3 separate regions of the Mus musculus genome follow, and all the other regions are linked to region 1. Evidence: chromatin contacts called from ENCODE POLR2A ChIA-PET data. All regions are on one chromosome and are shown on one strand. Each heading gives the region's core, a stretch centred on a gene start or an enhancer-like site at or near the end of the contact. The rest is flanking DNA. Distances are from core to core; before and after follow the strand shown. Region 1 holds the start of Mpv17 (MpV17 mitochondrial inner membrane protein). Region 2 holds the start of Atraid (all-trans retinoic acid induced differentiation factor). Region 3 holds the start of Nrbp1 (nuclear receptor binding protein 1).

The links. ChIA-PET counts read pairs that join two places held with the same protein, here RNA polymerase II (POLR2A).
Region 2: POLR2A ChIA-PET joins it to region 1 with 26 read pairs in Patski. The contact joins the promoter of Atraid here to the promoter of Mpv17 in region 1. POLR2A ChIA-PET finds 5 or more read pairs at or near these places in 3 of 5 experiments (Patski and embryonic stem cell).
Region 3: POLR2A ChIA-PET joins it to region 1 with 10 read pairs in Patski. The contact joins the promoter of Nrbp1 here to the promoter of Mpv17 in region 1. POLR2A ChIA-PET finds 5 or more read pairs at or near these places in 2 of 5 experiments (Patski and embryonic stem cell).

Annotation. Positions count from the first base shown.
Region 1 is chr5:31,151,531-31,156,596 of GRCm38, forward strand. Mpv17 (MpV17 mitochondrial inner membrane protein) reads right to left here and starts at 2,721. Exons shown (of 8, transcript NM_008622.6): 1 at 2,661-2,721; 2 at 2,138-2,212. The coding sequence starts at 2,207. It overlaps Gtf3c2 (general transcription factor IIIC, polypeptide 2, beta), which reads right to left. Exons shown (of 19, transcript NM_027901.2): 19 at 4,476-5,066.
Region 2 is chr5:31,045,579-31,050,644 of GRCm38, forward strand. It overlaps Atraid (all-trans retinoic acid induced differentiation factor), which reads left to right and starts at 3,062. Exons shown (of 7, transcript NM_027855.4): 1 at 3,062-3,178; 2 at 3,884-4,002. The coding sequence starts at 3,095. Slc5a6 (solute carrier family 5 (sodium-dependent vitamin transporter), member 6) reads right to left here and starts at 2,501. Exons shown (of 18, transcript NM_001360022.1): 1 at 2,388-2,501; 2 at 2,052-2,221.
Region 3 is chr5:31,238,606-31,243,671 of GRCm38, forward strand. Nrbp1 (nuclear receptor binding protein 1) reads left to right here and starts at 2,313. Exons shown (of 18, transcript NM_147201.2): 1 at 2,313-2,397.

The DNA of each region.
Region 1 (5,066 bases), core at 1,471-3,970:
ATCCCATGGGACCTCTAGAGACACTGTTCTCTGACAATAGTCCAAAATGGTAAGGTGAGCTAAGCCCACCCCCACCTTTTATTTGTAGGTTGGTCCAAACACCCTGTCAGGAAAGAAGGGGAAGTCTGTGAGACGTACTGTGAGGCTACAGGTTGCTTCAGAACCAGATGAAGACGCAGCAGCGTCAGGAGTGATGTGTACATGAGGCCGTGTAAGATCCCAGTCCAGGCAGACCAGGGAGCCCAGGGAGCCACATCTCTGCACTTGTGCCCTTGGAGCTTTAGTTAGCTATGGATCATTTAGGTGGGGGAAGCATGACTGTCCTTTCCTCTCCATCCCTATGGCCACAAGGGGGGGACCTTCTATCTGGCAGCTAGGGGCCCTGAGGGAATCTGAGGCTGGGCAAAGGGCCCAGCATGTCAGTTCCCATCACAGCCACACAGTCCAGCATGAGTCACCACACACTCAGCCAGGTGAGTCATGCAGGTCGGACACTCTGAGGACAAGAGGTGGATGGGCACAGGATGCTATCGAGGGGCCAGAGAGGAGTAGGAGTCCACCTTCTGGCCAGTCATGCGGCTTCTAATGCTAACATACAGCTATTCTACTAACAAGACCTCTGGCCTACCTACCCTTCAGCCCCCCTCTTTCCCCTCAGCCCTCTGCCGAATATGGGTTCTTTATCTAAGCATAGGCAAGCCTTGTTTATTACCTGACCGCCCACTGCAATGCTCTGATGCTCTGATGCTCAGAGGCCTGCTGAGGCTTCCTTGAACTAGCACTTTGCTCCTCATGCTGTGGCTTCTGTATGCATATGAAAAAACTTCAGATTTGCCTGAAAAGTTGGCCACGGAGGAACCTAAGATGTGCTTCAAAGCAAACGACCTCAGAGTAGCCCCAGTCATAACAATGAGTAGCCAGCAAAAGGAAGGGTGGAACAGATACAAAGAGGCACTGGAGGCGCTCTGTGAAGCTGCTACTTCATCGCTGACAGAGTAAAAAAGCCGCAGGTAGTGTACTGAGAATATGTTTGTAAGAAAAGCCAAACAATGATGTAAGCTAAGCTTAGGAGAGTGGCCATCTAGCCAGCCGTAGTGGTTTACATTTGTAATTTCAGCATTCAGGGGGCTGAGAAGAGACAGCTGCAAGTTTAAGGCCAGTCTGGCTACAATGTGAATTCTAGGTCAGCCCAGGGTTGTGTGACTCTTGTCTTAAAAATGAAATAAAAACTGGAATATATGAATTGAAAGAGAGGGATCCAACAGAGTTCCAAAGCTGATTACTGAAGGATTCCCTTTTAATATGATTTAAACTTTAGATATATGACTGTTTTATACACTTCACAATAAACATTATGTATAAAAATGGAGTAAGTTACTTCAGCACTTGTTAGGTGTGTCATTTAATGTGGACTCATTCCTGCTAACAGACCTTTGGAGGCGCCTATGCATGGAGACAATGTGCTCAGCACACTATAAAGTATAAGAGGAAAGCATTTAATTTCCCAAGGTGGGGTCTCTTGGGGGCAATGCTTTTTAAGAATGGACTACTTAGGCTAGGCAGTGGTGGCACATCCCTTTAATCCCAGCACTTAGGAAGGAGAGACAGGTGGATCTCTAAGTTGAAGGCCACCCTGGCACACAGATTTTCATGACAGCCAGGACCATACAGAGAAGTCCTGCCTTGAAAAACAAAAACAGAAACTATCACCTAATTTCTTGAGGACTTTAAGTCTTGCTCGACAGACTGTGCATCTCTCTCTTTTAGATTTATTGTTATCATTTTAAACTGTGTGTGTTTGTGCAAGTGAGTGCAGATGCCCCAAGTGGTTGGAGGTGACAGAGCTCTCTGGAGCTGGTGCTACAGGTGGCTCTGAGCTACATGACATAGTGTAGAATCCTCTACAGAGCAGTATGCGCTGTTAACCTCTGAGCCACGTCTCTATTTCGTCTCCCCTCCAGCATGGGTCTCAGAAACAGCTCACCCTCCAAAACAGACATAATAGTTCAGGAGAAGGGAAACACTTCCGGGGGGGGGGGGCTAAACTGGAGGAGGTAGGTGGTGTCGTGATATGGGCCTCCTCCTCCACCTCAAATCAGCTGCTCTAATTATACTCTGGTCCCAGAGTGACACTCACCAGCTGTCAGAACCTGGACTTTCCACGGATGTGCTGCCAGGGCTCTCTGGTATGCTCGCCAGAGTGCCATGCTCCCTGTCAAACCAAGAGGATAAGTCACTCCCATTGCCCCTCACAGTAAAGAACATGCCTGCCATTTCCTTATGCTCACTCTCCTTACTTCCAAACTCTGCAAGTGACAGAGGCCTCAGAAAGCTTGCTTACTGGGCCGTGCCCCTGCCTTGTGGTCACTATTCATCTGGAAAGGAAGCAGTTTTGAGTAACCTGGTCCTGGTCCTGAAGCAAGGCATCCAGTCCTGATTAAGACACTCATGAAATTAGACTTACTCTGGCTTCCATCCAGAGTCTGGGTTCCATCCCCCAAGTAAACACGATAGGTCCCCAGATTCAGTTGGAATCTCCTTTATAAGAGTAACTACACACCAGAAATAAACCAAGACCTGGATCTGTAAGGTCACATGACCTGCAAGAACTCTCAACCCACAGTGCTTCAAGTCTCTGAATGCCAAGAACCTCCGCTCACCTGAGTGCCAGCTCTGCGCAGAACCTTCTCTCACGTGACCGAAGCTGGTCCAGGGACTTCCGTATCGAGCACCGCCTCTTCCGTCTGCCTGCGGGCCGGGCTGTTGTTTGGACACAAGCAGTCCAGGAGGAATGCAGGTGGGTGGGGCCTTTGATACCCCTTGCGAGGCGGCTCAGCCGACCACTTAAGGGGAGTGGGCAGCCCCCTTCTCGTGGACTGCACCAAACATCGGTGTAGGACAGTCTGTGCTTCCCTGTAACTCGGCTGCCCCCACCCCCCACCCTCGTTCTCCCCAGACTATCAGGCCAGACTGTCAGTCTCCCGGAGGTAGTCAGGTCTAGACGCCCTTCTCAGTTTGGAAACTTGAATGCTGAAGTAGTGCAGGTATACCCAAGCTCCCAAGTGAGCAGAACTCAGACTTGTTCTATTTTTTTTCCTTGTTCTTTATACCAAATTTTTAAGTTTTGTCTGAAAAATCTTTCTGGACAAGCAGTCAACTTTCAGAACCACTGGCTTAGCAGAACCTGAGAACGCCCGTGCTAGCTGTCTTAAGTTTGGTCATGAATTTTGTAAAATGACCCTGTCTTGCAATCAGGGCTCCTTGAATTCTAGGGCTGTACAAGAGGCAACTCAATGGAGGGTTTGTTTTGCTTTATGGGTTTCTAGAGTCATGCTTTGTTTGTTGTTTTTCCAAGACAAGGTTTCTCTGTGTAGCCCTGGCTGTCTTGGAACACACTCTGTAGACCAGGCTGGCCTCCAACTCAGAAATCCACCTGCCTTAGCCTCCCAAGTGCTGGGATTAAAGGAGTGCGCCACCACACCCGGCTTCTAGTCATGTTAAGCAAAGAGGCATAAAACTATATTTAAAAAAAAAAAAACATTTTAGGAATCTTAATCTCCCTCTAGTTTTAACACCCAACTCCCTGCAAATCCCTTCCTGAGGTAGGTAAAGATGTATACGTCTCCAAGCCTTGAAAAAGGTCAACTTATTTGATGTCTGTCCACCCCCAGCTCAGTTAGTCAGTTCCTGTATGATTAATGAAGGATGGATTCTATTAGAGAGAGTAAGAATTCAGGGGAATTAGATTCTTGTGTACAGAACATGCTAAAAGAATTTCACTAGTAGACATAATAAGGGAGTCCAAATGTGCAAGATTGGAAGGTGTTTTTAAGCGATATGGATTCAAGCCTTATTCAGATTGCTTAACCTCTCAGAACCTAATTGTCATTACATAAAATAGTACCTACCCCATGGAGCTCAGGGGTATATGAAAAGCACCCCAAACCGAGAAAATGCTTAATATCATTTATCTATCCTCCCTTCTCTCCCACTAGAGAAATATAAAAGTCCCTTAGTGAGGTTTGACCTGGGAGTTTCTGGAGGGGAGAAGATACCAGGAGGGAAGTGAGCCCAGGATCTTGCACACACACTAAGTCCATGCTCTTCCATTGAGCTACATCCCAGCCGAGATGAGATCTTGAAGGACACATAGGTTTAGGTGTTGGTGTCAAAGGCAACAGAATAAGCTAAGGCACACAGGAAGAAGAGCAAGAACCAAGAACAGCTACACTGGGAAGGAAGATAGGGAAGAAAGGACTGAGGAGAAAAGGCTTGTGGGAGAGGAGAAAGAACAGAACAGAAAATATTGCCCCCACAGTTACTTCTCAGCTCAAGCGTGAATCAACACCAGGAGCAGGGTCGCTGGCACAGCCTTTAGTCCCCCCCCCAGGTTCCACCTTCTCTAACGCTGGAAGTAGGGAAATACAGATGTGCTGTATGGATGGGTTGCTCTGCAGGACAAGCCAAGCTCCTCTGCAATGGAAGGCACTTCTTTATTAGTTCAAAAAGCAAGCCCGACACCGCCTGAGCTGGATCACAACAGAGTGCTATAACACTTGGCTCCTAACACTAATGCAGTTATGGGCCCTTCTGCTGTGTAAGGACCTTACTGTCCTAGAGGTCTGCTTCCTCTTCTGTATAGGAAGGGGACTCACTACTTGGCTCTCTTCTTAAAGACTTCTGGCGTTTGACAAATCTTCTACACTACTCAGGTAGAAAACTGTTTCCAGATATAACAGACCAATCTTGAGTGCTCTAAAGTCTAGGTTTTGTTTCAGGCAATACTAATGTAAACTGCATCCCATCCAAGAGGAAACAGGCTACCTGTTTCCTATTTCCTAAGATGGTCTAACTACTTCCTTCCACACTTCAGCCTGTATACTCCAATGTGTCCCCTGCCTGTGTTTTCAAGACAGTATCAGTCATGTGAGGTGCTGCTATCCACAGAGGACTTGATTGAGCGAACAATACATTATTGGGTTCTAAATACTTTCTATACAGAGTTTAAACATGTTTAATACGTCAGCAATGTGACCATATCATAAAGATCAAAAATCATGACTTGT
Region 2 (5,066 bases), core at 1,812-4,311, 110 kb before region 1:
ACATATACAGCTTCCTTTGGTTTGTGTGTTGGTTGCTTGCAAAATCTTTCATTCCAACCTACTGTGTAAGAGTACAGGGTATTAGCCGGGCGTGGTGGCACACGCCTTTAATCCCAGCACTCAGGAGGCAGAGGCAGGCAGATTTCTGAGGCTAGCCTGGTCTACAGAGTGAGTTACAGGACAGCCAGGGCTATACAGAGAAACCTTGTCTCGAAAACCCAAAAAAAAAAAAAAAAAAAAAAAAAAAAAGAGAAAGAAGAGTACAGGATATTTCACCTGAAATCTGTCTCTCAGAGCCTCTCTACAGAACCTGTAAAGAGTCTTGAGTCTTGCTGTTTTGTTTTTTTGAAGCAGGATCTTACCATGTATTCTTGACTGGCCCAGAACTCATAATGTAGACTATGCTAGCCTTAAACTCTAGGTTCACACCACCACACATAGGAAGAATATCTATTACAAGGGCTGAAGAGATGGCTCAGGGGTTCAAAGAAAGAGTTGTGGCTGCTTTGGGGAGGACATGTTTGGTTCCAAAAACCTACAGTCAGCTTGAAACCATCGACTTGTGGCTCCCTCACTACTGGCCTCCTCACACCAGCACTCACTCACACACACACACACACACACACACACACACACACACATACAGACACACAATAAAAAAGAATTTTTCACAGGTATTCACCAGTGCTCCAATCTCACTAGTCCCAAGACTAAGAAAGGAACAGAGTGCTAACTGTAGTCAGTCATTCATGGAACAGTATAGATTTCAACTATTCTAGTGACAGATTAATATACCCTGCCCTCCAAGGAAACAGAGCATCTTCTGAACTGTATTCAAACAGTTGGGCACATATTGCCTAGTTGGCAGGGTGCGGTTCCCACAGACTAATCCTGAACTATAAGCCTCACAGGACAAAGAAAAAGTCTGAACTTGGGCCACATGTTCTACCGTCTCTGGGTCAAGGATTCTAAGGGGCTCTGGTTTACCTAAAGGGGCCCCAGGCCTTGATATTTTGCAACACCTTGAGTTTTCTTTCTCTTTGGCAAGCTGTCACTGCTATGGGAAGATGAGGAGGATAGACAAGGAGGGTGACACACACCTTTAATCCTTCTGGAGGCGGACGGAGAGGAATCTCTAGAGTTCAAGGCCTACCTTGTCTACAAAGTGAATACCAGGACAGCCATATCTGTAGAAATACGGTCTTGAAAAAACAAAACAAGCCGGGCATGGTGGCACACGCCTTTAATCCCAGCACTTGGGAGGCAGAGGAAGGCGAATTTCTGAGTTCGAGGCCAGCCTGGTCTACAGAGTGAGTTCCAGGACAGCCAGGGCTACACGGAGAAACCCTGTCTCAAAAACAAAAACAAAACAAAAAATAAAGAAAAAACCCTTCTAGACCAATCCTAGCACACAGGGGGCAGACAGGTGGATCTCTATGAGTTCCAGGCCAACCAAAGCTACACGGTCTCAAAATAAAACACCAAGTGGTCGGGTAGTACCGATTTGGTTCCTCTGCTTCTAGAGTTTCCTGATTAATTATCTGCGTTGAGAAACCACGAAGCCTCTGGGATAGAGGAAGAAGAGGTAAGCAGACAGGAAAACGCCAAGCCAGCAGTAACACAACTTTCATACGATCCAATTCTAGGAAAAGAACAGTGGCTTTCTACAAACTCCACTGATTCACAACAGTGGACATGTCTTTTAAAAAGGTCTCACATTGCATGGGACTTATCTGCAATGAAAGGTATTGAGGTTTGTGGGTTCATTTCTTTCAGTACTGGGGACAAGACTTAACTAGGAATGCCAGAGCTAAGTCCTCACCCTCTTCCCCCTTTGAAATATAAGGGAACACCTGCAGGGCCAACTGTCACCAATATCTAGGGCTTAATATTCCTCAAGATCTGAATGGCCTTTCTCATTAAAACAAGATATCCCACCAGCTAAATGTATTGATAAATGCAAATTCAGGATTTCCAGGCAGATACCTGGAGCCTGTGGAATGGAAGCATTGGCAGGCTAATTGAGATGAGCTCTAATTGTCTCTAGTTACCTTTTGAGGAGTCGTCACCCAGAGCAATAGCTGTCCCCTTAGGTGTGATGGGTCTCTCCCAGCGCCCTTCCAGTCAGACCTGCTGCTGTTCTGCTTGCCTTGCGTCGGTGGTTCGGCCAGGGCTACCAAAGTTCCTACGTTCTTTCCGAAACCAGCATTGGTTTTTCCCCCTTGGCAAGGCAAAGAACATGAGTTAAGGAAGCGTCTTTCCCGCTTCGCGTCCTTGCCCGGGCTGCAGAACACTACGCAACATTAAGGTGAAGGGTTCCCAGGCTCGTGTTCTCTTGCCAGCGTTTGCCCTTCGCCCTCCGATCTTCACTCCTCCATCACCCTTACCCTCTCTCGGCTCAGCTTTCCCCTTCTCTCCGCACGTGGCGAACCCACGACTTTGCACTAGTATTTAAGACCTTCCCCAAAGCCCACACCGAGAGGCTCACCCCGCCCCGCCCCTTCCAGTCCCGCCTCCAGGCGACTGAACTCAGTCTCTCCGGCCCTGCCCAATCCCCGCCTCGCCCGGCCCATCCTACACCCGCCCTGCCCACCTTTGAGATCTCCACATGAGGGCAGCTGGCCCGCAGGCCAGCCCGGCCCGGCTCGGCTCGGCTCGCACCTCCTGACTTGGTGACAGCGGGACAGCAGGACCCCGCCCCCTACCCCCGCCCTCCCGGGTCCCAGCGCCGCCATGTTTACTAAGGGCGGATGGAGCTGCCCGGGCGTCCGCACCGGGCTGAGGGTCATGCAGTAGCTCAAGGCAACTAAGCGCTAACTGGACAGGCCTGCGCTCCAGGAAGAATGGAGAGATGGTGGGTCTGTCCACCGCGAGCAAGCGCAGGACAGGAGCTCAGAATTCCGCGAGCAGCCCGAACCTGCGGGCAAATTACGCCTCGGGCTCCACGGCTCGTGCCCCGGGCGGACCAGGCCACGCCCCAGAGTGACAGGATTTGGAAGCTAAGCCTCGCCTCAAGGCTGGCGCGTGACACGCTGGGGGCGGAGCCTCGCGCTCGGTTCTCGCGAGCTGTCAAGACGGTGGAAAGCAGTGGGAAATGGCGTCTCGGGAGTCAGGCGGCTCTCGGGCGGCCGCCCTGCTCCTGGTTCTGGGCGTGGAGAGGGCCCTGGCTCTACCTGAGGTACAGAAGAAAGTTTGAGATCTGGCTGAAGAAGGTTGCTGGCCGTCAGCCCGGAATCCAGCTCGCCCGCCGGTGTCTGTCCCTTTGGCCAGTCGGAAGCTCAGATTTTTGTCCCTGAAGCTTCCCCGGGCCCTGTGCCTGCGGGGATGGTGTTGTCCAGTACTCACGTAGTGCAGGCCACTAGCACCTTCGCCCTGCCCACATTCAGAGTCCTTTGAAATTTGATCTCCTTGCTTTTGAATAATTTTAAATAGTGCTTCCCAGACGAGTCCCAGGGTTCTTCTGCCAGCTCTCCTTGCACGAATGCTGTGCGTGGTGCAATGGCACGACTATCTATCTATCTATCTATCTATCTATCTATCTATCTATCTATCTATCTATCTATCTATCTATCTATCTAAATATATAGTGATGCTTGAGTACGCTGTGTACCTGCAGCCCTTTAACACTTGCCAAACCATGCCTGTCAGGTGGAGAAGTCTCTGGAGAGGACACAGTATAGTCAAGTAATAATGCACAAACACGAGGATCTTCTCTCGTACAGTGCGCTGATTTGGTGCGGGGGTTTTAAGGGAAAAAAATGGGTTCTGTTTACAAAAGGCACTTTTCCGCTTTGCATTATGGGAATTCTGGAAAGGCTACTGACTTGTTCTTTTTTTTTTTTTTCTTTCTGGAGTCTTAATCAGGTTTCTTTCTCTTCTGCAGATATGCACCCTGTGTCCGGGAGGTATGCACAATTTGTCCAGAGTGGCTGCTTACTGTGAGGATACATCGAAGCTAATGCAGGCCCGATGCTGCCTGAATCAGAAGGGCACCATCTTGGGGTGAGGGAGGAGAAGACATCCTTGAATATTCTTTTGAACTTTTTAGAGTTCCCAGACTGGAGTCTACAGACTTGCCTAGCAGGCTCTGGGGATAAATATTAGTACCTAAGTGGAGACATTTAATGCTCGATTCTAAACATTTGAATTTGATGATTTTTCGATAAGTAAATGATCTTTTGATTTTTTTTTCCCTGAATGACAAATCATAGTTTTTGCCATTTTATAGGCTTTTGTGGCTTCATTTAAAATAGTTTTATTATTAAGTCTTTGTATTATTTTTACTAAAATACATTTAAATTTTTCTTCATTTTATTTTTTTGTTTTTAATTGTGTCTGTCTGTCTGTCTGACTGTCTGGGTACAGGCACTTGAGTGCAGGTGCTGGAAAATTTCAGAGGCCTTGGATCCTCCTGGAGCTGGAATGATAGGCAGTTGTGAGATACAGTGTGGGTACTGGGAACTAGACTCAGGTCTTCTGTAGGAGCAATACTGGCTCTTAACTGCTAAGCCATCTTTCCAGCCTTTAATTTTTTTTTTTCCTTCTTCTTCTTATTGTTGTTCTGGGTACTAGGAAATGAACCTAGGACTTTATGCAAGCTACCTTTTTTGGATTTGCTTTTCCTTTTGTTTTCTTTGAGACAGAGTCTTGCTATATAGCCCTGCCTATCCTGGTACTATGTAGCACAGGTTTTGGTCTCAAACTCATATCATTGCTGTTACAGCTTCCCAAGTACTGGGATTACAGGGGTGAGCCATCACATCTGGCTCTTTTCAGTATTTTGACACATGATCTCACTAATTGCCCACACTAACCATGAACTTGTGATCCTCCTGCCTCAGCTTCCTGAGTAGCTGGGATTACAGGCTTGCAAAAACATATATATTTTATGTTATGATTTTTGTAGTTTGTAGGCACACAGTAAATGGAAAAATAATTTGTTGAAGTCCTTTTTATTTGGTTGGTTTGTCTTTTCTTTTTTAAATTTTTATTTATTTATTTATTTATTTATTGTGTATAGTGTGCCAGAAGAGGGCACCAGATCTCATTATTGATGGCTGTGAGTT
Region 3 (5,066 bases), core at 1,063-3,562, 87 kb after region 1:
ACACACTAAATAAAACTTAAAAAAAAATGCCTGATTCATAGAAGTCACCATGTATGTATATATATTATACTGAAATATTTTTGAGATTCTTGGTTTTTAGTGGCTTTAAACAAAGGTATGTTTGGTTATTATACTACTGAGGCAGTGTTTCTCTGGAAGGCCTGACGGTTCTGGAACTCCCTCTGCGCACTAGGTTGGCCTCTAACTCAGAGATCCTCCTGTCTCTGGCTCCTGATGCTGAGATTATCAGCAAGAGCCACCACACCCAGCTCAAAAGATTTATTTTAATGCTTATGATGCTTATGAGTGTTTGCTTCCGTATACTGTATGCATGCCTAGGTTCCATGGAGGTCAAAAGAGGGTGCCAGATTTTCTCAGACTGGAGCTACAGATAATTGTGAGCTGCCATGTATATATACCAAACCAGGGTTATCTACAAAAGCAGAGAGTGCTCTTAATTGCTAGGCTCTGTCTCCATATCAATTTCTTTTTTGTTTTTGTTTTTCACAGACATGGTTTCTCTGTGTAGACCTGGCTGTCTTAGAACTCAACTCTATTGACCAGGCTGGCCTTGAACTCAGAGATCCTCTTGCCTCTGCCTCCTGAGTCCTGAGGTTAAAGGCTTGGGCCACAGTCAAGCTAATTTCTGAGTTTTTATAATAAGCATTCATTATTTTTTGTTTGCTTTTGGTTTTCCAAGTCAGGATTTCTCTTTGTAGCCCTGGCTGTCCTAGAACTTGTTCTGTAGACCGGGCTGGCTATAAGTGCACAGATATCCACCAGCCTCTGCCTCCGGAGTGTTGGGGTTAAAGGCATGCACAACCATCATCTGGCTAGTATTTATTACTTTTGTAATCAGGAAACATAAGTGAGGTGGTAAAAATGTAGGCAGCAGTTGGTCATTTTAGGTATACATGAGAAAATAACTGAAAATGAGGTTGCCAAAAGATCCTCTGTGCACATTTGAAATAGTACTGACAGAAAATAATAGGAACTAAAGTAGCATGAACAGATATGTCATGAATGCTTGCCATGGCTCAGGAGTTACAATGGCTTTGGCAGAAAGGCTAATCTGGAGAGGATGAGCACCCTTCTGAGACTAGAACAAACTTTGAAATGGTGTGCTATACATTTTAGGTAAGTGCATCTTTTAATCCAACATCAGAATTCTATTTTGTCTTGACACAGTGTTGTTGCTCTATTGCTTATGCTGACCTTGAACTCACGGCATTAGCCTACTGAGTGATAGGATTACAGGTATGCATTACTATGCTGGGTGAAAAAAAAAGTTTGTTTTTGAGACTATGTAGCCCTGGTTGGCCTTGAATTCACAGAGATCTCTCTGGCATGCTTGTTGAAATTTCAGTTTTTAAAGCAAGCATTTTAAAGTGAAGAGATGAGAAAAAAATGAGTCTCTATAGGATTTCTGTGTGAACCCGTGAACTAGGATTAACTAGTCCCTTTAAGGAGAGTAAAATTGGTGATTGTGACATTCTCAGATTCAGATGATTCATCCTTCTTCCTTGATAATACATGTATAATGGTATTATACATCTCTTAAATTCTGCCTTTAACTTTCTAAGATCAATGGCTTACCCAGAATCTATTGTAATTCTTTACACTCACAGACAATGTAAACTCTTTCCAAATAATACCTTTTCAAAGACAGTTTTGATGGATCTTCTTACTTCGGATTCTATTTTGGACTCATGTCAACTTAAATTTGAGTAACTTTTTTTTTTTGTTTTGTTTTGTTTCTTTTTCGAATTTGCCAACTATCATTGGATAACTTCAATGAGTTCTCCCTTATGTGGGTCGAATCAGGTTATGTCTGGGTAAATAATGTTATGCAAATCAGCAACTATTAGTTTTCATGTTAAGCGATTAAAAAAAAGCTTTCTGAAAATTTGATGACCAGTGCACTGTCTCTTTCCCAAATGGGGAATGTGGGTGGGTTCGTTCCTCAGATTGAAAGGCTGCGTCTTCCGTTCCTTTTGTCTTCTTAGAGGATTAGGACTGTCATGGCGCTTTCAAGAAGAGAGAGAAGGCCTTCCTTTCGTCCGGCAGAATTACTTGGGGGCACCTCGACTGGGAGGAGGATGGACAGAGAGACAAGAAGACAACGCTGGCAGGCAGTCTGCCGGAACCCCGCAAGGGGAGGAGACCCGGCAGTAGACTGCCTTGAGAGCCTCGGTCTGTGGGAACCGCCCCCCGCTGCCCTGTCCAATGGAAACCTGGCGGCGGTGCGGCACCGCCCACTGTTGGTCCGGACGCCGCGAGGGCGGGGCCCGCAGTTCGGTTGCGCTGCGGAGCGCAGCTGTGAGGGAGTCGCTGGGATCCGAGGCCCCGGAACCCGAGCTGGAGCTGAAGCGCAGGCTGCGGGCGCGGAGTCGGGAGGTGAGCTCCGGAGAAAGAGGCCCTGGAGGGAGGGGCTCGCGGAAGGGCGGCAGGATGACCCCGAGCCGCGGGCCGGCAGGACGCGGCCGGCGGGTGCTGTCGGGCGGCCCTGCTTTCTCGGGAGTCAGGCCCGACCTAGCCCGGCCCGTCGCAGCTGAGGGGCCACCTTGGCCCCAGGGCGCCGCCCGCCCTCCTGGTGTCTCCGGCGTGGCCGCGGCGGCCCGGAATTCTGCGGGCGCGGGTCGGGGGGCCCCGGCGTTCTCTTGGAACTCTGGCCGCGAGAGGCGGGGCAGGCGGCGCGGGCGGGGGCGGGGCGGGGGCCCGGGCCCGAGGGCCTGCGGAAGGAAGCGCGGCGTCCGGGCCGGGCCTGCTCGCGGGGCGGCGCGCCGAGCGCGGGGGCGTGGTCTGCGGCCTGACGGCGGGGCAGGGCTGGCCTTTGATGAGGTGGCTGTGGTGCTCGGTCTCCTGGCCGGCCACTGTCTGTCCGCCGCCGCTTCCTTCCAGATACTGGCCGGGCGACCTGTTGGAGTGTTGACAAGCTGAGGGCCTCCTCCCTCCGAGCTTGCATTCTCTCCGACTGAGCAGTTCTGTTGACCTCAGAGGCTTTCTGGGTTTCCTCAGAGCGGCCTGTGGCTGCGAGCTATGCGGGGTGATGTGCAGAGGGCTTTCAACTAATAATGGAAGCCGGGAGAACAACTTTGCGAGATGACAGACAATGCCCTGTAGTGAATGTACTATGCGTCCTCAGGGTAGCTAGAGGCTTCGAGGAGATACCCTCACCGATGCAAATGAGCTTTTCCACAGTGATCCCTGTTAAAACTGCCAGCAGCTCTGAGGCAGAACCCCCAGTGTTGCACACGTTTCTGCATCTCTTGCGGGAGTGCTTGGAGATCTTTAGGCACTGCTCTTATTTTACCTTCTGGGACATGATTGGGAGGGCAATGTGCTTTCTGGATGTTTGTCTCTGATGACAGTTCATCTTTTCTCTAAGTGCCCCGTGGAGGGGCTGCCTGTTTCCTTGGTCCTGTAGTTTTAGATTCCATGGGCTTTGACGTTCCAGAGTATATTCTGTATCTCGCTAGACTTTCACTTATCCGTTCAGATTGGATGCACATTCTGCGAATGTAGCTGAAACAGACTTTATTATTTTCTTAGCTCTTTGATAGGGGACGGAGGAAAAAGTGATCCTTAACTCATCTTTTTTAGTGGTTTATTAAGACATGCACGCAACTAATAGCTGTCTTGGCAGACTGAGGAGGCTTTCAAGGACTTTCCTTAGAAATTAAAGTGGGGAAGTATCCTACCAGATTTCCCCTCCCCCGCCCCCGTCCCGTAGTGTTCTTTGCGTTTACTAGAGCGTTAATACAAGTCCCTCGATTCAGATAAAACTGTATAGGCTGGGGAGAGATGCGTAGAAAGGGTCGCAAGAGAGTTGTATGGCCATTCTGGTGTTGATTGCAGGTCTTAGGTATTCTGAACTGACTCTGGAGTGCAAGTTTACTTTCCAGGGTATCGCTTTCTTACTAGACTGCTCTTCCTTGAGTTAATCACACACAGGTTTCAGTTTTTTTTTTACAGTCTGTGTTCATTTGATTGTCCCTTTTTTTTTTTTTTTTTTTTTTTGGTATGGGTTAATTAGAAACTTAGGTTTTTCTTAAAGCAACTCTGCGCCTATAGAAATGTTATTTTTAGTACTTTACCTATAAAAACTATAGCTTGAATTATTTGTTTCTGAAGGAGGTAACTGGTATCAGATCTAGTGCCTCAGAGATTGGAAAAGTCAGAGCCTTTGAGCAATGTAAATGAAAGGAAAGCTGGAAACAAGGTCTTTGATTTTTTTTTTTTTAATTTGTGCTTAGGTAAGTGTAGGCATTTCATTTATTTTAATTCACTGATCTATCTCAAGCACCCTCCCAGTGTGTGACGTACAATAACCTACAAATGTTACTAAACATTTCAGTGAGTAAATGAAAAGAAATGTTGTTAAACAATACCCACTTGCCACACTTACAGATGGAAGTCACGCCTGTCGGTCACTTGGCCCAAAGGCAGCTTCTACCTATGTATAGGAAAGATGAATAATGTCACTATTGGTCTAGTAGGATAAGTCACCCTTGGGAGTTTCGGCTAGTTGGTTAAGGATGGTATAGACCAAGCTGGGCGTGGTGGTGCACGCCTTTAATCCCAGTACTCAGGAGGCAGAGGCAGGCAGATTTCTGAGTTCGAGGCCAACCTGGTCTACAAAGTGAGTTCCAGGACAGCCAGGGCTATACAGAGAAACCCTGTCTCAAAAATAAATAAATAAAAAAATAAAAAGGATGGTATAGACCCATAGGGTTGTCTGTCTCAGTGGACATTTTAGAGTGTAGAGTCATTTGCCTGTAATGCCTGTACGCCCTAGTTCTTGAGCACAGTCAGAATTGAGGTCCATTGAGAGCCAATGGGAAGTATATTAATGTAACACTATTGGCTGAGAGGCTATGGGGCACCAGATTTTACTGTATATTTGAGTTTGACTAAAGTGGACTATATTGTCATTATTCTCGGGTATGGCACTTCTGTGTGGTCTTAAGCCAAAGTAACTCATCTTCTAGAAGCCAGAGAGTCATTCACATCAGTATTTAGGTAAGAGTACATTTGATTTTAGATTTAGAGGAAACAAGATATAT